2 separate regions of the Homo sapiens genome follow, and region 1 is linked to region 2. Evidence: chromatin loops called from intact Hi-C (ENCODE). Cell type or tissue: uterus. All regions are shown on one strand. Links, peaks and the distances in the headings refer to the core of each region. The heading gives the core; the rest is flanking DNA. Region 1 overlaps FNDC3B (fibronectin type III domain containing 3B). Region 2 overlaps FNDC3B (fibronectin type III domain containing 3B).

Evidence for each region. Hi-C counts contacts between places; a loop is a spot of excess contacts. Peaks named below come from ENCODE experiments on the same cell type or tissue, not always from the same donor. Only the 100,000 strongest peaks of a DNase experiment are listed, where the experiment ranks them.
Region 1: a loop joins it to region 2, with 2.4 times the contacts of the local background. A loop is called at or near these places in 4 of 110 quality-filtered maps.

What each region holds. Positions count from the first base shown.
Region 1 is chr3:172,283,055-172,295,357 of GRCh38, reverse strand. FNDC3B (fibronectin type III domain containing 3B) reads right to left here. Exons shown (of 26, transcript NM_022763.4): 7 at 9,374-9,432. Among named protein-coding and RNA genes, the nearest start is that of GHSR, 160 kb to the left of the region's middle. RefSeq lists an enhancer at 5,485-5,779. In uterus, for the core only: a CTCF peak has its summit at 5,605 (motif pointing left); a DNase peak (open chromatin) is centred at 5,580.
Region 2 is chr3:172,203,593-172,215,895 of GRCh38, reverse strand. All of the region lies in intron 3 of FNDC3B (fibronectin type III domain containing 3B), which reads right to left. Among named protein-coding and RNA genes, the nearest start is that of FNDC3B, 170 kb to the right of the region's middle. RefSeq lists enhancers at 2,545-2,604, 2,615-2,674, 5,407-5,969, 5,970-6,533. In uterus, for the core only: no CTCF peak of the experiment used is centred there; a DNase peak (open chromatin) is centred at 5,275; H3K27ac peaks cover 478 bases.

The sequences.
Region 1 (12,303 bases), core at 2,459-10,458, 79 kb before region 2:
GAAGAAAAACATGGGACAAAAGTATTCAAATCCATTTTACATTTTCAGAATTATTAGTAGTGGCATAAAACTGGCTCACAGTTAATCCAAGGTAAACTAGTTTAATTACAATGAAAGACATCTTATATGGTGCTCTCTTTCAAAGTCCTGGTATCCAAAATATGGTTCTTGCAACATCTGTCCTTATAATGCCAACTTTCATCCAAATCCAGTGCAATTTGCATTCTGTCCTCCATAAAGTAAAATAATGTCATGCGAGGGAATTTTTTTTTAACGTAAGTAAAAAGCTGAATGTATGATTTCTACATTATGTGGAAGAAGCCATACCCACAGGTACTTTGATCTGGTTTCAAGCCTTGCATGGTGTCAAATCATTCTTCAAAGCTAATACCTTTCCAACAATACCCGCTGAAGTCCTGCAGATTCCCAGGAGAACCCAATGGGTGGAAAACTGGAACCAAGGACCAGGCTGATATGGGATTAATATCATTATAGATGTGGAGATGTTTCACCTCTCTAAGCTCTGCTTTCATACTTTTGGTTTAGCCTCTGCTTCAGATTTCATTTGAACCGAAGACTCTGGGACTTAAAATACCCAGAACCTTCTTAAAATACTACTCTGAGGCATGTTTTACAAAATCTACTCCATCTTCCAGAGGTGTTTATAAGGACTAAGCTCTGACTGGCCACAGCTGTAACCTGTTTATTGATAGACCCCCGCATGGGCTTCCTTCCTGATACGGTTTGGATTTGTGTCCCCACCCAAATCTCATGTCAGATTGCAATCCCCAATCTTGGAGGAGGGCCTGGTGGGAGGTGACTGGATCATTGTGGTGGACTTCCCCCTTGCTGTTCTCCTGATGTGAGTTCTCACAAGATCTGGTTGTTTAAAAGTGTGTGGCACTTCCCCCTTCTCTCTATCTTCCTCCTTCTCGGGCAACGTAAGACATGTCTGCTTCCCCTTTTCTTCCACCATGATTGTAAGTCTCCTGAGGCCTTCCCAGCCATGCTTGTACAGCCTGCAGAAGCATGAGTCAATTAAACCTCTTTTCTTCATAAATTACCCAATCTCAGGTAGCTCTTCATAGCAATGCGAGAACAGACTAATACACTTCCCTTCTCTGTCTCAGTTCCCTTGTCTCTAACCAGGGCTTCCTGGATCACATCCCCACATAAACTATTTGCACTCAATACTTGGTTTTAGAGACCATTTCTGGAGAAACCCAACCTAAAATATGATCTAATTATTTAAAATAAATCTAAGGACAAAACTTTAACGCTGTAACTGTCTAAAGGCTATTCTATTGCTATCTGGATATTGGTCTGGATAGCATATTAAAAACAAAAAAGACAATACAGACGCTAAAGCTTAATGTTCACAAAGACTTTATAGCTGTAGATTATTAGGCTGTAGATGGAGACAGGTAAACTGTTCAGTCCCTTTTTTTCCTTCTTCCATTTTTGTCACTATAGGATCTACATAAAGATTATTGGAATTATTAAATACTTGAAATACAAATAATAAATATGGAAAATGAATGCAGAGTCTCTCTTCAGTCTGTCCTTCACTACATTTTTAGTGGAGATCACTTCGTACTATTTATTCCATATAAATAGAATATCATGATATATTTAGCCAATTATTTAGTCAAACTCCTGCTCATCCTTAAAGACCGCAGCCCGGCCTCACTACCTCCCAGTAGCCTTCTCTAAATTATCTCATGCATTGTCACTCCTCCATGTTCTACAGAACCTTGTGGATACTGCTATAATTGCTAATCACATTATGGCCTTTGTCTACCTCCCTTGGGCTTTGAGACTCCCTAAGGACAGAATCCAAGTCATAGTCAACTGTGATCAGTGGTTGCTTAGTAAATGTTTGTTGAATAAAAAATCTAGGGAAATAAGATAGTCTGAGTTTCTGACACAGACTATCAGAAGATGGTAGGCTTGCATTACACATCTCTTTAAAACATCTGAGGAAGACTGCTATAGCTCCAGACTAGCAGCTCCTCTTCCCCACCCCTCCAACCCATCTGCACCACGATGCTGTGACCAAACCTCCAGGATGCTGGCCTCTCTTATGCCCTCTCTCACACCCCTGGGACTTAGCTTTTAACTCTCCTACTTCCTTGGTTTTAACCAACTTCTCTTGGACCCACTTCAAATGCTGCCTTTGTTTACTCATTTAATGGTCATACCTCACCCTGTGAGGGGCTGTGGATACAAAGATGATTAAGGTATGATCTTTGGCCTCGAGGAGCCCCAACCTGTTGAAGAGAGACAGGCACATGAGGGGCCTCATGGCAGATATACTGAACACAGAGGGACTCTTAAGTGTTCTGAGACTGATTCTGGACAGGTTCCTGTACCGTCTGCACTGTCAGATTCAACCACTCTTCTTTGTACTCTTGCCTATTTTCCATCCCTGCATTTGGTGCATATTCCATTACACAGAGCATTACTTGGTTATTTGTGTGTTGTTTCTCTACCTAGATTTTAAGACAGCATTTCCAACATACAACAGTATATCTGCTCAATTCCTTCACATACCATTAATGAGTAATCCTGAGGTATTGGGTATCATATTTTATTTTTAACGTGGGAGATAATTTGTTACAAAGAGTTTGGTTTCTTGGAAAAAAAGGAGGCTCATTAGGTACTGGAAAACACTCAGCCAAGGTGATAAGTGGCTGCTTTGCACCCAAGAACACAGAAGACAGTAACACTGATTCCATGAATGGTGGTGTGAAATAACCATGTCTCAAAATAGCTCAGTCAAATGCCAACGTTCTAGATACCAAACAAATATCCATGAAGTCACATCCCTTTAAACTCTACCTTTTATGTCAGCTATGACAACTTTACTTTTTTCCCTTAGGACTTGGTTAAATTATTATTTACCTGAACAGAGAAATACAACACTTGAAGCATCAACTAAAATAACATTCACTTTTTCCCTAGAGTCCCTAAGCAAGCCTTCAGGATGTACACTGTCATCAGCATGCAATGCAGGTGTTTGTGGAAATACATTCTTCCAATGTGCCAGCCTATCAGAAATGCAGTTTGAGAACTCAGCATCATTCTCAAAGGAAAGCGGTTTCTGTGAATTCTTTCCTTGAGCTAAGCAGCCTGACACCCAGATCATGATGATGTTCTGGGGCCAAATCCTTCTTGTCCTCCTGCTCTCTCCCTTTCACTGACTCTTGGCCCGAGGTTTCCCTTGTTTAGGCAATGGAATGAGGAGAAAAAGATCACTTAGTCTCCATTAGGACTTGGAACTTGTTTCCACTTAAGGCTGATTCCAGAAACTGACATGCTGTCTTTCAAGAGAATGTCACTTGAAGGTGAATTCTCAGCACTAGACATATTTACTCCAAGTGTCCTGGGAGGTAATGCCTTAATGAGAGATTTGGAACTCTAGGAACTCTATCTAGGTTCATGCCGATTTCAGAGCAACAACACTCATATATGACCTTCACATTGCAAGTCTGCCTGTGCTGAAACTTTCTTGCCAGCAGTGACCAACAAGCTTAACTAGGGCACGGCTAATCTGATCATCACAGTGATCACCATGGCTGTTTGTTCCCCTCACCCCTCAAAAAAGTTTAGAAGCCATAAAACTGACTTCCTGATATTTAATTAACCTACCGTAACTAGAAAGTCAATCTCCTTTGTAATGGTGATAAAAGGGGTAATTTGTAGTTATAAAATTATTGGACGAGGTGCAATCTGACATTTGTTTCTGCAATAGTAATATAAAGGGGTCTGTTGTATAGGTTACTAGTATACATTTGCATATGAATTATTTAAACTAAACTGCTTTTGAGCACCTTGAAGGACTCACAAAATTACTTCCTACTACTAAGTGGTCACATACTAATTATAAATCATTCCTGTCTATTTATTAAATGTAGATTCCAATTCAAAAGCAGTTCAATAACTGCTATAAAAGGGTCTGTTGTACAGGTTACTAGTGTAAGTCTGCATATGAATTATTTAAACTAAACTGCTTTTGAGCACCTTGAAGGACTCATAAAATTACTTCCTACTTGTAAATGGTCACATACTGATTAGAAATCACTCGTCTATTTATTAAATGTAGATTCCAACTTGAAAGCAGTTGTTCTATATGTGTGTGTATAAGGAAATTATAAAACCGCATTGTCCTGTAGCTATTTGATACGTAATCCATAGCTTGCTTTCTCCTTGCACCTTCTCTCCTGTTCATCCCAATATTTTAATACTGTTCTGTAAAATTTTCCATTTTTTTCTGATATTTTATTATTATGCAAATGATAGTACTTGGATCAGAAACACCATTTATTCTCATAGTTACTAAATTGTTTCTTTCATGTTCAAAAATATTTCCTTGTACATTGGTAGCTTCTAAATTTGCTCTGGCCTTTGGATTGAACTATGTGGGAGGCCTACTGATCTAATTAAAGAGTACACTAAGGAAATATTACCACACAAATACTGGCTTCACTTCTAAAGGATCATCATGAGAAACACCACCACAAAGGAAAATAAATGAAAAAGGAAAAGGTTAAAGAAAAAGGATACTGAAATCTAAGAATTTCACAGTCATCTGTTTTTATGATTCCTGAAGTGCTAAGAGCCGCCTATCTGCTCCCAGATGCACTACTGTTTATCTTTCAAGGGATTGCTTCTTACAGGGGAAGTGTTCCTCGCAGGTCAGTTTACTCGCTTCTGGAACCGACAAATCAATTGTTCCAACAAGCTAAACATTCGCGGATGGAAACAATGCAGAACCACAATTCCAGGTTACATTATTTATATCCTGAAAATAAACAGCCCACCAGTCTATGGGAGACTACATCTAGCACCACCACCAGAGAAGGTCAGACCACATTAGGCTCGAGATGGCTGGCTAATTCCTAAGCCACTCAGAATAATATCAGGCTTATTGCTCTGTCATGGTGGAGGCTATACCAGTGAAGTCCCCATAGCACCTAACTGTTCCAGTCCCAAGATAAATACCTAGTATACTTGTATACCATTTTAATAAAATTTAAATGAAACTAAGTATTTGGACCTTTGCAGTAGCTGGGTCTCTGAAGAGTAAAAGACTTGCTCAATTCAGGGTGCCCAAAGTCCTAGAAAGATGACTGGAATCCACAAGTTCTGCACCTAAATAAAATCATCTGCAAAACCTCAAAGCAAAATATATGCCTTTTATTTAGAGGTGCTACCAGTTGTGGCTGAAAGGAACACAAAATTAAATAATCCTTTTTACAACTGTGCTCCCAACTTTGCATGGCTCTGCTTCTTTCCCTGTCAGATGGCCTGATACCTCTTCCTTCCCATGTAAGAGCACAGAAGTTTCACTTTTGCTTAGTGATACGCTACAAACTATAAATACTGCATTCCAAGTATATAATTTACTTCTCATATAGTCCCAGGTAGTATTTCTTATCCTACCTTTCAAAGATGAGGAAACTGAGGCACAAAGAAATGATGTAACTTACCCAAGGTCACAAAGACAGGTAACAGCCAATGCAAGTCCCAACCCAGAGTGCCAGATTGCAAAGCACAGGCCTTCCCTCTAGTGGCTGCTGCCTTACACGCTGGCGGAGGCACATCCTGAGGCTGGTCAGACTTCCGGCGTTTGTGCCCCCGGCCAGAACCCAGCTACAGCCACACAGTTATTCAGCAAAGATCTATTAAGGGGTCACTATGTCCCAAGGACAGTGCTAGGTATTAGGAGCGAAAAGTTAAATAACACACAATCACAAACAAGAACTTCAGAGAGAAAAGTGGTACGAAGAGGAAAGACAGAAACTGCATAAACAACTAATTGGGCTGGAAAGAAACAGTGGACTGTCTCAGGCAATAACATTTATGAGGATCAGAAGGGGAGTGTGGTAGGTCCCCAAAGAGGTCCACATCCTAGTCCTTGGAACCTATGAATACCTTATATGGCAAAAGGGACTTTGAAGGTGTGACCAAGTTAAGGCTCTCGTGAAGGGGAGACTTAACCTGGATTATCTGGCTGGGCCCAGTAAAATCACGGGGGTCCTTATAAGTGAAAGAGGGAGGCAGGACAGTGAGAGACAGGCATGTGAGAATGGAAGCAGAAGCTGGGGGAATATGGCTGCTGACTTTGCAGACAAAGCCAAGGGATGCAGGCTGCCTTTAGAAACTGGAAAAGGCAAGAAAACAGATTTTGTCCCAAAGCCTCTAGAAAGAAATATAGCCCTGCCAACACCTTGATTACAGCCTAGCCAGAGACATTTTGGACTTTCTGGCCTCTAGACCTTTATGACAATAAATTTGTACTGTTTTACGCCATTCAATTTGTGGTAAATCATTACAGCAGCAATAGGAAACATATAGGTGGAGAGAAAGAGAAGTTGTTTTAGTCATGTGCAAAAGCAGGAGGCACGAACAAGCATGGCACTCTTCATACAAACTCCCCTTGTCTGATATGCCTTCAGCCCAGGCAACCTGGATACACTTACACTGCCATCCAGAGAACCAGACATGCAGGGTGGTTAGCACCAACCACCACCCACATGTTGGCAAAGCAACTGTGTCCAGAGACGCCCACTTCCTATCAGGTGATTTTCATCAAACTGCTTAAAAGGTAGGGTGTAGTATTTTGGCAAGTTCAAGCCTCACTGTTAAAAAGGGCATGAGATATAAATGCGGATCTACAGATCTTTCATGACTCTGGAGTGTGTAACTACTTGAGGCTTTGTTTCTACTCACCTCCAGAAAGTTTCTCAACGTGCCTTTTCCAAACCTAGAAAGATAATGTGCTGCTTATGCTACAGAATTAACAACTCCAGCTTTATAGGACTAAGGAAACTCTTCAGCTATACTGACTACGTCTGTGCCCATCTAAGCCACGCTGATATGGAAATGTTATCTTTTGACTGAATTTCTCATTCAAAGTCCACTTCAAAGGTTTGGAGGAGGGTAATGAGACAGGATAGAGTCCAGTTAAGCTGGCTGGCCCTGCAGACAGGCTGTTACCTTGTGGCATTTACCTGAGTGAATTCGCCAGGTCCAGGCCCCTGCCCAGTGACTCAGACAATCTAGCCGGTATTCCAGAGTCAGACTTGAATGTCAAACTATAAGACTTATGGAATCAGATATATACAATCAGACTGCCAGTTAATTGATTCATAATGAGAAACAGAAGTATCTGGTAGATTAGATAGCACTGTCAACCTGCCTCACATACTTTCTCTCTGTTGGCAACAAGGAAGTCAAATTCTCAAAAGGCTACTAAGTGAGCACCAAATGAAAACAAGGGGAGTTATCTACATGATTCAGGGGCCTAAAGGCACTAGGCTCTGAGAAGCCAATTCTCTGCGATGGGTACAGAACGGCCTGGCCAGACTGTCATGGATAGAGCTAACATCTGTGTGCTTCTGTAGCCAAGCAATGCTTGTTTCCAAATGATACAGGCAAAAGTTCTCAGATGACGCTCTTACCCTATTATATTTTACAACACAGCTACTTACAAAAAGCCTATTACCCTGCCCTAAAACCTCAAAAGATTAAATGCCTAAGAAATACTGCATCAAGAAAAAGGACCAATGAATCTAAATATGGCTTTTGTCTTGCTAGAGCCATCTCACCCACAAGAAACAGAGATTCTGTCACTTCTTCAGCAGAGCAGTGACTAGGAATATCTGAGGAACAGCACTGTGTGCATAAACATGATTAAGAAGCGACTATGGAGTTCTGAAACTACATTTGGGGCCATGAGTGAACCCGCTGCTCTGCCCTCTCTCTCTGACTCCTCTGTTTTCCTTACAGATTTTTCTTCTTTCTACTATGCTACAAACATAAGCTTTTTCCATAATTCTGCCCTCACACCTTTTCTGATCTCTCCCTTATACTGCACCCCCGTCTGCAAAGCTATCATCCAATCCTACAACATGAAGTATCATTGCTATGCATGTGATCTCCCTGTCTTGTATCTTGTTCCTCCTCGCTCCTCAGCATCGGCCTACCAGACATTTGCGACCGCCCGCTGTATCTATCTTTCCAGAGTCCCTGACAGTGAAACAAACTCAGCATGTCCAAGAATGGCACTGAAGATACAAAAAGGACAAAGCTGTGAACCTGTCCTAGAGAAACCACAGACCGGGAAAGACACAGAAACAAGTAGATGCAGTACAATATATTAAATACAGTAGCAGAAGTCCATGAAGGGCACAGCAAAGCTGGGGGTAGAGCCTCCCACTTGATGGGCATGGACAGCAATCAGGAAGGCATCTTAGAGGAAGCAATTCCTGAGAGGAGGCATCCAAACCCGAAAGCCCAGTTATCCTTGACATTTGATATCTATTCTAACAGGTTATAGTGCCGTATTCTATCTCTGGAATGGCTCTTGTATCTGTCCCCTGCTGCCTGCCACACAGATGTCACCACCCTAATTTTGACTCCCATAGCCTTTCACCAGGACTACAGTAGCAGATTCTAACACTGCTCTTCCCTGCATCTATCTTCTTCTCACTCCAACTCATCCACCAACTGTTTGATCATTCTGAAAATGCAGCCCTGATTACATAACTTCTTTGCTCAAAAACCCCCAGTGGCAGCCTGCTCCTCACCAGAGTAAGTACAGACTCCCTGCACCCCTCCCAACGGCAACACCCCACTCCTCTACAAGTGCCTTATTATGCCTGTCCTTCAACACACCTCAAGCTTTTAGGTTGTCAAATTCAACTATGTACCCTGAGGCATGTTTGGACTCTTCTGTTAAAAAGCCTCAGTATTTGAAACACATGCAGAATCAAGGTTTTCCAATTCAGCTAGAAAATACTCCAAAGAACTCTGGCTCTCTAATCTCAGATGAAAGGCTGAATCAACATTCTGAGTTTTTCACTTGAATTTCAAAGCACCTGGCAAAATCAAAACCTCACCACTTCGACCATTTTTTTGTCTTGCCATTGCACCCAATGTTCTGGACTTATTTTTCACAGCTAATATTTAAATATCTTTTTGAAGTTTACTTGGAAAAATACTTGGGATTACTGAGGTTTTCAAAAATTATTACTACATTTATATGGTTAAAAAAAAACTACCAAAAGAAAACTGTAGACTGAAAAAAGAGAGAGAAAAAAAAGAATCTTTGGAAAGAATATCTAATTGCATTCAGAATACCTAAATAAAGAAGACATTTCAGTAGATTACGACTACACACAGAAGGCTACTGTTCTATGTCTCATGGTCCATTAATAACTGAACCGAACACTATTTCATAGTTGATGAGTAATCTGCAAAGGGAAAGAGCCCTTTTCCTTACCTACTGTGTGGTGGAAAAAAAAAAAAAGCACATTTGAAATACTTTAAAAAGTGTCATTTATGCTGAGAAATCCAGAAGACATACCTGTGGTTTCTCTATTCCCGAAAGAATGTCTTGCACCCTCTTTACTTCCAACTCATATTCTGCATTGCGAAAAAGAAAAAAGGAAAAACAATACCATTAGAAGGCAGTAAGGTTGTCAAGTTCCTTCCCCAAGGCCTTTTAACTGGAGTTATCATTAAATCAGTTGCCTGTTATCATGAATTTTTGATATTACAAATGTTACCAGGAAAATCAGGAATGAAGGTGTCATTGGGGAATGGAGTTTCACTATGGTTCACTGACTTGTCACTGTATAGTTTTAAGTGTTCGCGATGTTAAGGAGATTAACACGGGGTTCCATTTAACATTTAATAATTTAACAGGCAACAGAGAATAAAGGGTCCTAAGAAGGGCAAGTGGAGGGACCAATGTACCTGGAAACTGAGAGTAATAAGATGTGGTTGAAGAGACAATGGTTATTCCATTCAGGGCTGTGAGCTCAAATCTTTGAGCTGTATTTTTACTTGTTTATTTACTTGTTTTTACTTGTTTACTTAAGTTCACATGTTTACGTTCGACGGGCAGCCACTGGGGTGTCTAAGAAAAGGGACAGATATGATCTTCTTTTGAGCTTGAAAAGATGTGTTTGTCTTCTGTGTGAACAACGGATATATGGAAGGTAAGCAAGGGAACAGAAAGACCAGTCAGTGGATTGCTGCAGTGGCCCAGGCAAAGGAAAGGCTAGAGCTGGCCTGGGCTAGAGCTGAGAGTAGAGACAGTGAGACAGGACTAGTTGAGGAGGTGTGGGTCCTGAAGGACTGGATGTGATGGGTAAGGGTGAGGAAACGTGACACACCAAGGCTAATTCCTAGTTTTCGGCTTGCTCAACTGGATGGATGACGGTGCCTTTTAATAACACGAGGGAAATGGGCATGTTTTGGGGGTGGGGCAATAATTAGGTTTTAGAAATGAAAGAATAGTGCTTGGAGAAGAGAGTACGAGGGGGGAAGGATGTGTACAAAAAAAGATAAGTGATAGAACTTAAGAATCTGCAACTTGTTAGAGGATCTTCTTGATTTTCACAGTGGGCTTGATGGAATCTAATTTTGAGTTTAGAGTAGACTCCATTTAACCTAGTTTATGAGCTAAACGCTAGCGAGATATGATCACTAAGACATATGTCCCTGCCCCCAAGATATTTCAAGTCTAGTGGAGGGAGGTGGGAAGAATGAAACCAAATAGGCAATTACAGTGCCTTGTGATGGGTGCTGTAGTAAAGGTAACCCAAAAGAGGGCATTCGAGATAGTCTTCCAGGAACCAGCATTTAGCTGAGCTCTGTGTATAATAAGCAGGCACTTGGAGGGGAAGGGGGATGTGGACCTAAGGAGTGAGAGATGGGTTAATACGCCCAGCTCTGCACAGACCTGTTTGTCCTTACTGTTCAGGTTTAATCTTAAATTCATCTTTTCAAAAAATCCCACCTTAACTGCTACACCTGACACCAGCCTCATTTCTGTCACTCTTACATGCTATTTCCTTATCAATTATCAAAATCTGAAAAGAACTATCTTTCTTATTTGTTCCCTTGCTTACTTCTGGTCTTTCTTACTAACAAACATAAGATTGAGGAAGACAGAGACACCACAGGGTCCGGAGTAGGCAAATTTTTTCCTAAAGAATCAAATAAATATTTTAAACTTTGTGAGCCACACATAGGTCTCTTGCATATTTTGCTTTTTGTTTGTTTTCATAACGCATTAAAACTTTAACAACCTCTTAGTTTGTGGGCCATACAAAAGCAGGCTACAGGGAGGCTATATAGTTCAATGACCCCTGCCCTAGGACAAAATCACCATTTACCCGCAGCACCCAGCACAGGCCCTACATGTGCAAAGCTCAACAGACGCTTCTTGACTAAATAAATGAACAAAGTCTATATTAAAAATAACAAAAACTTGTAGTTGGCACCACTCCAAACTTTAAAAGGACTTGTTCCTTATTTTTTTTCCTGTTGCGTTCTGTTTAGTAGGACGTGCTACCTTTAGTCTGGTGAGAAATACAAATGGGCTGGTGGTAATATCATGGTTTTGAAAACTGTAGCCTTTTAAAAGAAAACCCACATTCAAAAGACCCAATGTCACAAGCTCATTTATAACTATGTATTCATGTTAAGGTATAAACTGTATCCATAAATCAAAAGTTGACATACCCTCACATTTTCTGGAAGCCCCTGCTAAGTAAACTGTAAATATTATATAATCTCAAGAGATAACTGCCGGTTAGAAAAAAATCAAAACAAAACATAAGCATAGTCACAATAAATGAACTGGTTCAGTTGTTAAAGACAAAATGTTCTCAATTTCTGGTTATTGTAGAATTTGAAGGACCCTATGGTTTCAAACACTCACATAGTTATGTTCAAACAACCAGCTGAAGGAGGTAACTGTTTCCTCTTGCTATGAAGAAGGCATTTAGATTATCTTAGAAAGGCAACAAGTCAGACCCTATCCTTGGAGTAATAAAAGTTTAGAACAGGGATGATCACCTACTCAACACACAAGGAAGGGAAGAATTAAAGGGATCTGCAAATAAAACATCCTCAGGACTATGCACTAGAAATACACTATAAAAGAACAGAGTTAAAACAGGATGCTTTGTCCCACAAAAACTGGAACGCCCCCTCCCACCTTGCTTTCAAATACACATGACAGAAGAAATGGTTATGCTTTTAACAGAAAAAAAGAAAAAATAGAGAAAGAGGCTAGATTAAAAGGAATAATAATAAAAAAATCTGTCCAAAGTCAAAAAAAATGAGTTTCAGGTAAAAGCCAGAAATACAAGGGAAAGGTCCTCCTGAGATAAAAACAACTTCCAAAGAGAGGTCAGGACTTGCCTTCTCTGTTTGCCTTTGATTACAATCACGAAAACTGACATTTCCTGAGCACCTACATACGTGCTCATCTATGCATCA
Region 2 (12,303 bases), core at 1,575-9,574:
ATTCTGCTTATCAGAACAAGGCTATTTAAATTTTAAATGCCCCGAGGTAAAATGCAGACTAAGATGTTAAAGTTTACTCATTTTGTAGAGAAAAGAATCAGAAAGATTGCTCATTAAAAGTCGATGCAAGTAGAGCAACTAAGGGAGGTCTCAGCAGGAACGGGGCAGAATTTATTTGCTGCACTGGCCCCGAGTCCAGGCTGGACTGCAGTGGCGCAATCTCGGCTCACTGCAACCTCTGCCTCCTGGGTTTAAGTAATTCTCCTGCCTCAGCCTCCCGAGTAGCTGGGATTACAGGTGTCTGCCACCATGCCAAGCTAATTTTTGTATTTTTAGTAGAGACAGGGTTTCACCATGTTGGTCAGGCTGGTCTCGAACTCTTGACCTCAGGTGATCCACTCACCTCGGCCTTCCAAAGTGCTGGGATAACAGGCGTGAGCCACCACGCCCAGCCTCCGAGTCTTTTAACAGGGTTGCCTGTCATTCTCTCACCAGCTTTCTCTGCTCTTAGGAAGAGTTATGAAAGGGAACAGAGATGAATAAAACCTTGTCTACTCTTCCTCCATGTACCCCCACTTCCATCCCATTTGCCTGGCCACAAGGCCCTCTTCTCCCAGTGGGGACAGAGAAGTGAGCAAAAGACAGGACAGCAAACAAGTGTTTTTATAACAAGTCCATGAAGAACTCATGGGCAAATACACATTTCCTATTTTATTTGTGTTCCACTTTACAATTCCTAGGTCATGCTCTGGCAGGGCAATTTTGCAAATAGTGCTGAAATTATTAACCAGACAACAAAATGTCATTGTACTCCTCACAAGCTCTGTTTTACATTATTCATCTGTTACAAATGAAAGAACATGAAAAACATCACCAACCTGAAAGCTGTATGACAAGTAATAATCATGTATTGCTTTACCAACATATCATTACTCAATATATTTCAGGGATTTCAATTATTGTTGCTTTAGTGAGGCTTACAAAGCAAACCACAGAAGATCCCTTTTAACTACTCTCAGGGTTGGCTCTTCCATTGCCCCTGCAAGAGTGCCTGCCATAAAGCAAAGTCTTTGACAACACTGTAAGGGCATTTTATTGACAACATCCTAACGTGGTTTACTAGCTTAGTTCTTTTAACTCATGCACTTAAAATCCAAAGGCAAGAGAGAAATGTCCAGGATGTATGGACTAGAACTACTAAGGAAAATCAAAAGTGATTATGGAAATGGAAAAAAAAATGAACCAAATATTCCATAAACACAGAGTCATAGTTTATCTACCTGATGCCACTTTCTTGCCAATCTAGAAGGCTGCTCAATGGAAAAAAAAATGAACCAAATATTCCATAAAACAGAGTCATAGCTTATCTACCTGATGCCACTTTCTTGCCAATCTAGAAGGCTGCTCACTCACTCATCATCACTTCAGTGTCAGGCTGGAAGGGACCAGCAATCTCCAAAAATTAACTTAACTTTACAAAAGTGTCTTGATTGTTAATAAAAATCCTCTAAGTTGTCCGGCAGCTGGGACCTAATAATGGGCTGTGAGATGATTAGTTTGATGTATATAGTTCCAGTCTCTGCCTTACCTAAACCACACAGAAGGGGTCCGGAAAGTAAATGAGAGTTCTTACAGACCAGCCTGTTGATTTTACTCTTTTGTTTGTAAGTGAAAAACAAAGGGCAGGCTAAGGGCTGAGGGTAAACAACAACTACAAATAGGTTAGGCTCTCTTACCTCTGAAGTGTTTGGCGTCTGATCAAGGGCAGTCAGTAAACACCCCCAAGCAATTGTGGGAAAGTTGGTCACCTAGACTGCTATTTTCTCAGCCATAAAAATGAACTGACAAAGTTATTGTTTGAGAGGCACCAGACTGCTTTATGGCGCGGCACCATAGATGCTTCTAATTTTGGCACATTGCCTCCACAGAAACAAGCAATTTTTACTAAACAAGCTACAATTTCACTTTCAAAAACCAACCCTTCATCTACTACTAAGGGGGCCTGAGACAAATCAAAATCAAGGGTCTACATTTGGGGTAACAGGCTACCAGAAAGGTCTCCTAACTGATTCACTGCTGTTTATCCTGAGCTGAAAAAGCAACAAGAACAGATACATTTTAAAGTTAGCTCCTCAAAACAACTACTAAGCCTTTGGGGTTTGCTAATCTGGAAAGGCTAAAAAACCGAGGCCGTATTAGGATAGGTAAGAATGGGGAGAAGGCAAAATTACCAGGTAATCACTAAAAACAAGACTACATCAAAATGGGGAGTTTTGCATATAGTACTATCACTGGTTAAGCAAGAGTATGAGCACAAACAAATGATATGCATGATATATAAATATGAGCAACTCATAAATCCCTTCAAGGCAAAACTTTAGGATTATACTCCTCCCTTTTCCAGACATCCCTACTCAGACAAAACTGTGAATACTGAGAAGATAGGAGTTTCTTCATCACCTTATCTCTATCACTGCCTTTGAGAAACCACTGTGGTTTATGACTTGTCTTCCCCATGACTTAAACTGTAAAAGAATCCCCATGTTCCCATGTGCGTATGCTCACATGGCCTGAGGTCCAATGAGACGCACCTTTGGCCTCATACTTGTCTAGGGATCACATTCACTTTTAGATGAGTAAAACACTGTCAAAGTATTTGAGTAAAAATTTTCTGGCCACAGATCTGAGGTCAGGTCTGTTAGGCTGTCTGCACAGAAATGTTACTAAAATCAAGTGGAGAACAGATAAGGAGAAAGAAGGATCTGGGGCAGAAAGCTGATCCTCTCTTTGAAAAAGAAGGGAGGAACCAGACAGATACCTAACATGGAAGAAAAAGAAAAAGGAAGGAAATAATTTCATGGATTGGTGTGTAAACTACAAACAAGGCAGAAAAGCCACAACCAGAAAATACATGTACCCAATTAATCTCAACTGAATTGTTTTCCAACTGTCCTCGTGATACATTAAGAGATCTGTGACCATAGCATATGCATGATATTCAAAACGGTAACTGATACAAATCACAGGAATCCAGAGGCTGGTCACTGGTCCATTTCAGCTTTCCAATAGTATTTTTTAAAGTTCTTCTCTTCAGTCCATCCCCATCAAAACCAAATGGCTCAGTGGAGATATGGGATTCAGTCTGTATGGCCCTGGGCAAGTTACTTAATTGTTCATGATACAAAGTAAAAGAGAAGAAACCTGATAATTTCTGTGCTTCCTTCTAGAGTAATATGCTGGGTGGTAGTGGTGGTACTGGTGTCACGTAGGTCTGTGCTTGCAGATTCTAGAAAACAGGTGTTAGCTGACAATTTCTAAATTCTTCCTGCTATCATCCTCAAATGTGCTACGTCAAAATTTCTAGGCCTTTTTGAAAATGTAGATTTCCAGGCCTTCAGAGTCTGCTTCTCCCCACAAGCAGCCCAACTTCCTCAGGCCATCCCTGATCACTGGTTTTGATGCAGATGTGCTACGGACCAGTTCAGAAGAATGACTTGGAAAGAACGCGGTAAAAAATAAATAGAAAGTAGAAAAAAACAGGCTCATTCAAGATCCTTGAAGCACATCTCATTTGTAGTTACCTTGAGTCCAATTAGCTAAGTTTTAATTTCATCACAATGTTTAAAAGTAAAGAGGGAAAAAGAGTCATTAACAGAGTTCCATAAACTTTATCCTATTAATGGATATTTAATTGAATATGCTTCAGCTGGCAAAGATGACTATAATTTGGCTAAAAATAGTCCCCCAGCTTTAGTCATAATAAAGCAACCACTGTTTTACTTCCATGGCAACAACAAAATGATCACAGGATTTTATATAATATAGGATAATAAGCACTCTATGAAGAATCAGTCTATGCAATTATTGCTGTTTATTTATATGATTAATGGTCCCTGGTGATCGTTTAATATGAAATAGTATACATCTAAGAATAAGGAAGTAGGTAGAACAGCTGATAAAACATTTATAAACATCTTTAATTGACAGCTAAGATCAAAGAATTGGAATTCTCTTGGGGATCTTAACAGTCATCCAGACCAATTCCCCATTTAATGCTTGAAGTTTTGAACAAAATTTCTAACAAGTAGCAGAATACTTCAATGTAGAGTTTACTATCTCAAAATGCAGAGAAATTCCATTTTTTAATAATCCTAACTGGTAAAGGGTTTCCCCTTTTTCAAAGGCAGAAATCTGAATTCTGTTCTTAAGAGCCATACAAACAAAATGTAACCTCAATTCCATAAAACAAGATTTAGATACAAACTTAGGCAGTTGAATCCCATCAGCCCTCCTCTTCTACAGGCAAAAATCATCTGGGCTTTCTTTATCTTCTCCTTCTATGACATGCCTTCCAACCATTCCCCTTGGGTCCTTCTAACAATCTACCTTATCTATGCCCCTTTGCAAAATCAGGTTCTAAAAACATTATATTTTATCATTTTCTGTATGTCCAAGGTGTGGGAAATCATTATAACCCTGGGCTACTGACAGTCAAATTCAGAAATAAGTCCAGTCAACCTCTTCCCTACACCAGGGTCAGTGGACCAATGAGGAACTCAACCCACTGCAGAGACAGGCAGAGCCTGCAAACAGGATCCCGCCAAGTTCAAATCTGAAGAAGGTCATGATTTCTGTTTCTTCATCCTGAATTACACTAGGTTATTGAAATCCTTAGTATTCCAATCAGCACTGTACTCACTGCTTAAAAACCTACGTTTTTACATTTATGTTATGAGTCATTTTTATGTTATACTCTTTGCAATCATTAAAATATTTAAAGTTTTATGTTTTTCAGTGTGTGTATATTGTCATATGAAATCATAAAGTTCTCTTCATATGAAATATTTTAATCTGTTACTTTAACTTAAAGGTTTCTGGAACAGCAGAGTAGTAAAGCATTGAACAAGAAACTCTAATTTTCAATCCCAACTTTTGCAAATGTGTCAGCAGCAAAATCTCAACTCACTAAGAATGTGTATAAAAATAATGATTTAATGATTCTATGTATGGGTAACACATCCGAGTAACACATCCAAGTAACACATCCAAAAAGCAAGTAACTTCTAAGCTGAGCTAATTCTCTCACTTGAGCCAGAAAAAAGAATATTTGCTTCCCTAAAACCTTAGCTTATTCTTCTCAACAGTCATACCTGTTTGCATATTCATGTGCAAATCTTTTCATTTTTTTGCACTTGGCTGAAAAGTTTAACTAAAACAAAATACTACAAAAGTGCAGATTTTGCCAGGCACGGTGACTCACACCTATAATCTCAGACACTCGGGAGTCTGAGGAGGGAGGATTACTTGATGTCAGGAGTTTGAGAACAGCGTGGGCAAAAAAAAAGAAGTGAGATTCTCATCTCTAAAAAAGTTTTAAAAATAAAAAATTAGCCAGACATGATGTCACACACTTGTAGTCCCAGCATACTTGGGAGGCTGAAGTGGAAGGATCGGAAGGATTGTGTGGGCCCAGGACTATGATTTTGCCACTGCACCCCAACCTGAGTGAAACAGACCCCATTTCAAAAGAAAAAAGGAAAACAAAAAAAGAAAATTAAGGAAAAATGCAGAACTCTTAAGAAAAATCCAATGATCTGTTTTATCAAAACATATCATAATGATAGCAGTGGTAGCCCACGTGGAGCAGCCACTGCAAAGATGCCAACTGCATGGAGGAGTGGGGGGCGGCTTCGTGGAGCTGGCGGGGGCTGGGAACAGGTGATCCCGGTGGGAACCCTGTGCCCTACCAAGTTGGCAGGGTGGGAGCCTGCGTCCCTGGGCACAGCTGCAGCCACCCAGCTGCAGCTCTGGACCCAGGCATCCCTGCGCTCCCGCAGGCTCAGAAGTGCCTGCTTCCACTCCCTGGCTGGCCTCTCCCTGTCCCTGGCACCCACTCCAGTCGGAAAACAGTTGTGGCTGAGCCTGGGCACTGTTGCGAGCCAGCCGGATGTGTGTGTGCTCAGGGCAGCACTGACATGTCAGCCCCCTGCTGCCTGGACTCCCTCCAGACGTTGGGCACCAACGAGCATGGGAAGGAGGCCAAGGGGCTGAGGGCAGTTCAGTGCGGGCCTGCAGGTGCCCCTCGGGCCGGACAGCCTGGGCGCCATGGATGGCATATTGATAGTGGTGGGAGGCAGACAGTTTCCTAGGCAGGAAGGGGCAGGTCCCTGGTGAAACTCCACCTTTAAGCCAGGGAGGGCCTGAAGCCTATGGTCGAGGCTGCCAGTTCTGGGTGGAGTCGGCTACTGGGAGTGAGAACTTCCTTGATGCCTTTCGGATAATCGGATGGTGCTTTTTCCAGGCCCGCCTGTGGCCGCCCATGGACCAATCAGCACACATGCCCTCCCTTCTGAGCCCATAAAAACCCCCAGACTCAGCGACTCATCACCTGTCTGTGGATAGGTGCTAACCACTTTGGGTCTCCTCTCCACTGAGAGCTGTTCCTGTTGCTCAATAAAGCTCCTCTCGGCCTTGCTCACCCTCCAGTTGCCCGTGTAACTTCATTCTTCCTGGATGTGGAAGAAAAACTCGAGACCCACCAAACAGCAGGAACGAAAGGAGCTGTAACACTTTCCTGGCCAGCTTGCCCAGCTGTGGGCGGCAGCTAAAGGGGCTGTAACACTACAGCCCTCCCGCCCTCTGCCAGCACTAGGCAGCCACCTCATGCAACAGGAAGCAGTGGTGGTGCTGGACCAGCCCAGGAGCCAGAGGCAAGCATGACTGAAAGAGCTGTAACACAAACAGGCTGAAACACGACCCCCACCCCCACCCCCGCTCACTGCGCACTGTAGGCAATGAGGAGAGAAGAGGTGTGGCCCTACTGAGAGCCCAGAACTCAGGGCTCCCGGAGCCAGGGCTGTGACACGCTGTAACACCCTCTTTGGGGCTCTGTGGTTCCTGGCATCTCCAAGCTTTCAGGCGCCACTGTGTTCCCCTCATCCAGACACTGGTACCCACAGCTTGTGGTATGTCTGGTCCAGCCACAGCCTTGCACGGAGCCAGCACCTATGCTGGTGCATGGAGCTGCCCACCCCACTGCAACAGCCAGAATGCCTAGCTGTGCACAGTGGCCGGACCCTGTGCTCAATCATTTAGACACCCCTCGCCGCTCCGTGACTGGCGCACCCTTGGCAGGGGAGGATCCTGGCCGGTGGTGCTGCCTGATCCAGGCCAAGTGGGCAGAAGAAGCCCAGAAGGCACGAGCAAAACTCAAGCAGAGGCGCCGCCGGCCAGAGGTTTCTGGCTGGTGAAGTGACACCCGAAGGATCCTGTGTGATGATAACTCAACAGTAACTGAATTTGATCATTACACATGGTATACAGGTATCAAAATATCACATGTACTCCAACAATATGTACAACGATTATATAGCAACTTTAAAAATAAATAATAAAAATAAACCATATTGTCCACTAAAACTACACATTCGGTCTTCTCCATTTGTTCTCGATATACTCATGCCCCCTAACCTGCTCAACCTCTGGGAGAAGGCTATATGAGAAGGGCTCAAAATAAATATATGTATTATTATTCATGTTTTGAAAAAGCCATTTCTGACAGTACACAGCATGTCCACCTAATCTATTAAATTGCTCTAACTGCACAGTAAATTAAAGTTCAAACTACTATTGTTCCCCAGGAGTTGGGGGAAAATGTCAGATTCCTTTAATTTGTGCTTCATCACACCTTCGGTTTTTCTTTCCCAGGTGTTCATATCACAATATATTATATTCTTACTAATGTCAGCTATAGGAAAGAAAAAAATAAAGGTTCAGATCTTAATCACCAAATCTGCTGTCCAGCATGGACTTTATAGAATGAAATTTACAAGGAAATTAAAAACAAATCTTCCCTCTAAAGACTGGGGAAAGCATTGCTAAGGCTAAGGTTTTACTAAGCTACACTTCAACCCTTTAATTTTACTGAATTATCTTTTTTTTATTTTTTGAGGTGGAGTTTTGCTCTTGTTGCCCAGGCCGGAGTGCAGTGGTGCAATCTCGGTTCACTGCAACCTCCTTCTCTCGGATTCAAGTGATTCTCCTGCCTCAGCCTCCCAAGTAGCTGGGATTACAGGCATGTGCCACCATGCCCAGCTAATTTTGTATTTTTAGTAGAGACAGGGTTTCACCATGTTGGTCGGGCTGGTTTTGAACTCCTGACCTCAAGTGATCCACCCACCTAGGCCTCCCAAAGTGCTGGGATTACAGGTGTGAGCCACTGCTACTGGGAGTGAGAACCTCCTTGATGCCTTTTGGCCAATTGGATGATACTTTTTCCAGGCCCCGCCCATGGCCGCCCATGGACCAATCAGCACACCTGTCCTCCCTCCTGAGCCCAGGTAAACCTCAATAAAACCTCAGCCTATTTACCAAATTATTCATGTTTTAATATATCTGGAGAAGTCTAGCCTATCAAAACCTACAGAACAGAAACACAGAGTGAAGCACAAGTTCACAAAAGCAGCAAGTAGTCAAATCTGATCCACAGGGTGCTTTGGTCACTTTTTTCCTTGTAAACTGTGTTATTTATTTGATACCCATTGTATTTTTAATATTAATGATTGTGGAGAAAGTGCTAATAATATAAGGTATTTCTGTTTCTAATTTTGAGTAGGTATCAGGCAAAAGTAATACCCAACAGAAGTTTTCCAATTTCTCCAGGTTTTCTTGCAAATTAATATCCTGTTTCCCTTTTACAGACTAAACCTAAACCAAGCAGAAAAGACTGTTGAAAATTACTGACTAGCAGATAAAAAAATTAAGGTAATGATCTTAGGTGTCATTCAGAAAGTTGGGACTACCAATTCTCTGGGTGTGAAATTGCCTCTTCTGTGATGAGCTCTTTGGTTTGGCAGTTTGGTAGCCCCTCCAAAACAGGTTCAAAATAGGCAAAAACAGGTCCAATACATACAAAATAAGCAAAACAAAGGCAAAAAAGGCCAAAACAAAGATTCTTGGGGCAGAAAGCCAAGCTATTCTTTTGTCATAATCTCTCTCTCAAAAGAAGAAACCTGAATAAACTTTAGTTTTATAGCAAACCCAATATACTAAAACATCTTGATAGGTTTCATGTGGTCAATACAATGTGCAAAAATTTTAAGTTCAGTCAGTCGGTGTTTATACAAACTGCATAAAACATCACAATAAAGTGTGACCTATTTTTATTTTTTTATAACTCACTTTCTAAAATATAGTCTCCAGAATATACTTTTTTTTTTTTTTTTTTTTTTTTTTTTGAGATGGAGTTTCGCTCTTGTTGCCCAGGCTGGAATGCAATGGTGCAGTCTCGGCTCCTTGCAACATCCGCCTTCTGGATTCACGTGATTCTCATGCCTCAGCTTCCTGAGTAGCTGGGATTACAGGCGCCCGCCACCACCCCCAGCTAATTTTTGTATTTTTAGTAGAGACAGGGTTTTGCCATGTGGGCCAAGCTGGTCTCAAACTCCTGAGCTCAGGTGATCCACCAGCCTTGGCCTCCCAAAGTGCTGGGATTACAGGCATAAGCCACCGCGCCTGGCCTTTCAAGTACACTTTCTTTGAGATAGGATCCCAAGAAATAACTTACAAACAACATTATTCACGCAAAACCATTTTAGGTCCAATCCTCTAGCAATGGAACCATATGACCCCCTTTCCACTCAGGGCAACATTTCAGATAACCAGTAACTATTAAACATGGCATTAATGAGCTGCAATAAACATTACTCCTATAAAAATCATCTGAAACTGGCCAATTTCAATCATCCCTATAGTCTCTTGAGAAAAGCTACTTACACTAGGCAATAGTACTATTACCCTACGGTTGTAAAAATGTTGCTTCCAAGCTTTACATATAAACATATCCCCGCTCAATCCATCATCATAAAGAAATATGATTGAATATTTTTATATTAGCATCTAACTACATATAAATATCCTGATTTTATACTAAGATACCTCATAATGGTTGACTTTAAGTTTAAAATCAAGCTCTCAATTAAGTTCTGAACAAAATGTATTACCCAGCCCTATCTACTAGACCACAATGTAATTCAACCAATTTATAATAATAATAACCAGGAATTAATTAAATGTGGAACTTCTTTCTGTGACAAAAACAAAGAGGAGCAAACTTCTTTACCTACAGAATGCATTATCTTTCTGATCTTAGCCTCCTAGTACTTAGATTTTGATGACCTTCAGACACTTTTCCAAAACCATATGATATGATACACATACTCCAAGAAATAAAGGAAAGATAAATAGAAAACTCTACAAGGAGAATGCAGATTTCTTCCCTCGCCAACCGTAGTGCTGTAGTAATTGTGGCAGATACTGGGGCCATCCTCCTCTAACTTCAATTCCACACTCCACAAATGACTAGTTGTGAGATCCTAGGCATGTTAGTAAACCTTTCTCTGTGCCTTGGTTTCCTCACCTGTAAAATGAAGAAAGCAATGGTAACAATTTCACAAGATTGTCTGAGGAAGAAATTAGTTAACATATATAAAATACTTAGAAGAGTACCTGGCACATGGTTGGCTTCCCAGCTGGGCTAGCTGAGATCATTACTATTACATCAATGGCAGCCATGGTTGCCAGGCCCTCTCCTACCCCAACTGTCCCTGCTATTCCTGTTATATTTCCAGTAAGTTTAAAGAACTAGATTTTTCCATGAGTACAGTTAGTCCTGGATAAGAATACCCAGACAACCAAATGGTAAATACTGTAGCCTGGGCGGGGGATGGTAATTCTGGTTTTAAACTTTTATGGGTTATATATGCCAAAAAAATCATTTACTACAGGTAGGCAAATAAATACTGAGTTCTCACTGACTAAGGCCAGGCAACGGTTTACTGCTGCAGAGAACTACACAGAAATCTACCTTTCCACTCACAAAAGCATTCTGTCCTTCCCGTCTCTCTCCATTTCCACTACAATGCCGAGTGAAGCTGTTCAGTGTTGAACATGTACTCAATAAGCAACACAGACCAGAATGGTAAGTGTCCTGTGCATGCCATGTGCTCACTGAGTTTCATTATCAGCAATGTTGTTTTTCCACCCACTCAACCAAGGTTTCTGAAATTTAACACACAAAACAATGGGTAATTGCAAGGAATGCCACATCTTTTCCATGGGCTCTGTCCGCAGTTCATGCAGCGAATACTAGACTTTGCCAGAAGGTACTATTACTGTCAACTTATAGAAAGTGACTAAACTGACAACAACAAAAAAACCCACTTTATTTTCACCCTTTCATATACAATAGGTTTGTAACCCTAAAACTAAGAGACAGTTTATAAAGTAATCAAAACTCCTTCATATGTATCAATTAGCCTTTTCTTAAGGGATTATCCAGGTGGAATAAAACTCTGTCACCCATTTAATAACACATTATAAATGTATTCTATGCTTTTATTTTTGTCTGTGCATGTATGTATACATGCACAGAAATGGACCATGAGTTGGAAACTCAGAGTTCTATTTTGCTCAGGAGAAATAAAAAATATTCTCACAATTCTATTTGCCAAGGCAGCCTGGTTTATTTATGAAAACTTGGCCACAAATGGTCAGAATAAAGGCATTTCAATGGGGCTGTCTCTTTATTCCTTTTTCTCTGCTCTTTTCTCACTCTCCTTAAGAAGCGTCTCCGGTGCATGCTTGGTTTCTAAAGGTCTGATGAGACTATGGATGCTACAGTGAATGCTGAAGTCTGAAAGAAATATTTCTCTCTCCCTCGCTTTGAGTCAGAAAATTCTGAACACAAGAGGATCCATTCAAGGCATGATGGAGTGCCTCACAGAGGCAGCAATATGTTCACAGTTGGCAAACACAGATCTGTTTGGACAGTGAGTACAGCCATCCACTCAGCAAACATCAGCTTTCCTATTAGTTCACAGCAGAAAGAACGAGACGCTGGCGGCCCTTCTTTCAGACTCCAACACCACTTTGGGACAAGCCTTCTAAACAAAATGCCTTTGTCTGACAGTCACAATTCAGTGGGTCCCAACGGCTTTCTTAGAAGCTATGTCTGTCTATTCACAATCACATTCGGGCCCAAAAATCATTTGTAAAAGTCTGAAGGGAAAAAAAGTGACGGGAAATACCCCAATTTCATTGTGTAATAAAAGACAAGGGGTGCCTGAATGGCTTTACACCAATCACTAAGAGCAGCAGCTGGAAAGGTATGAAATGTATGATGGATTCTCATGGGATGTCTCTCCCCTTAGGTGCTTTTGGGAGCCTGCCTGTTGTTACCACTGCGATCTGGAAGAACACCAAGCATAATCTTTCAAAGAAAATCAGCGAAAAGATAAAGCAAAT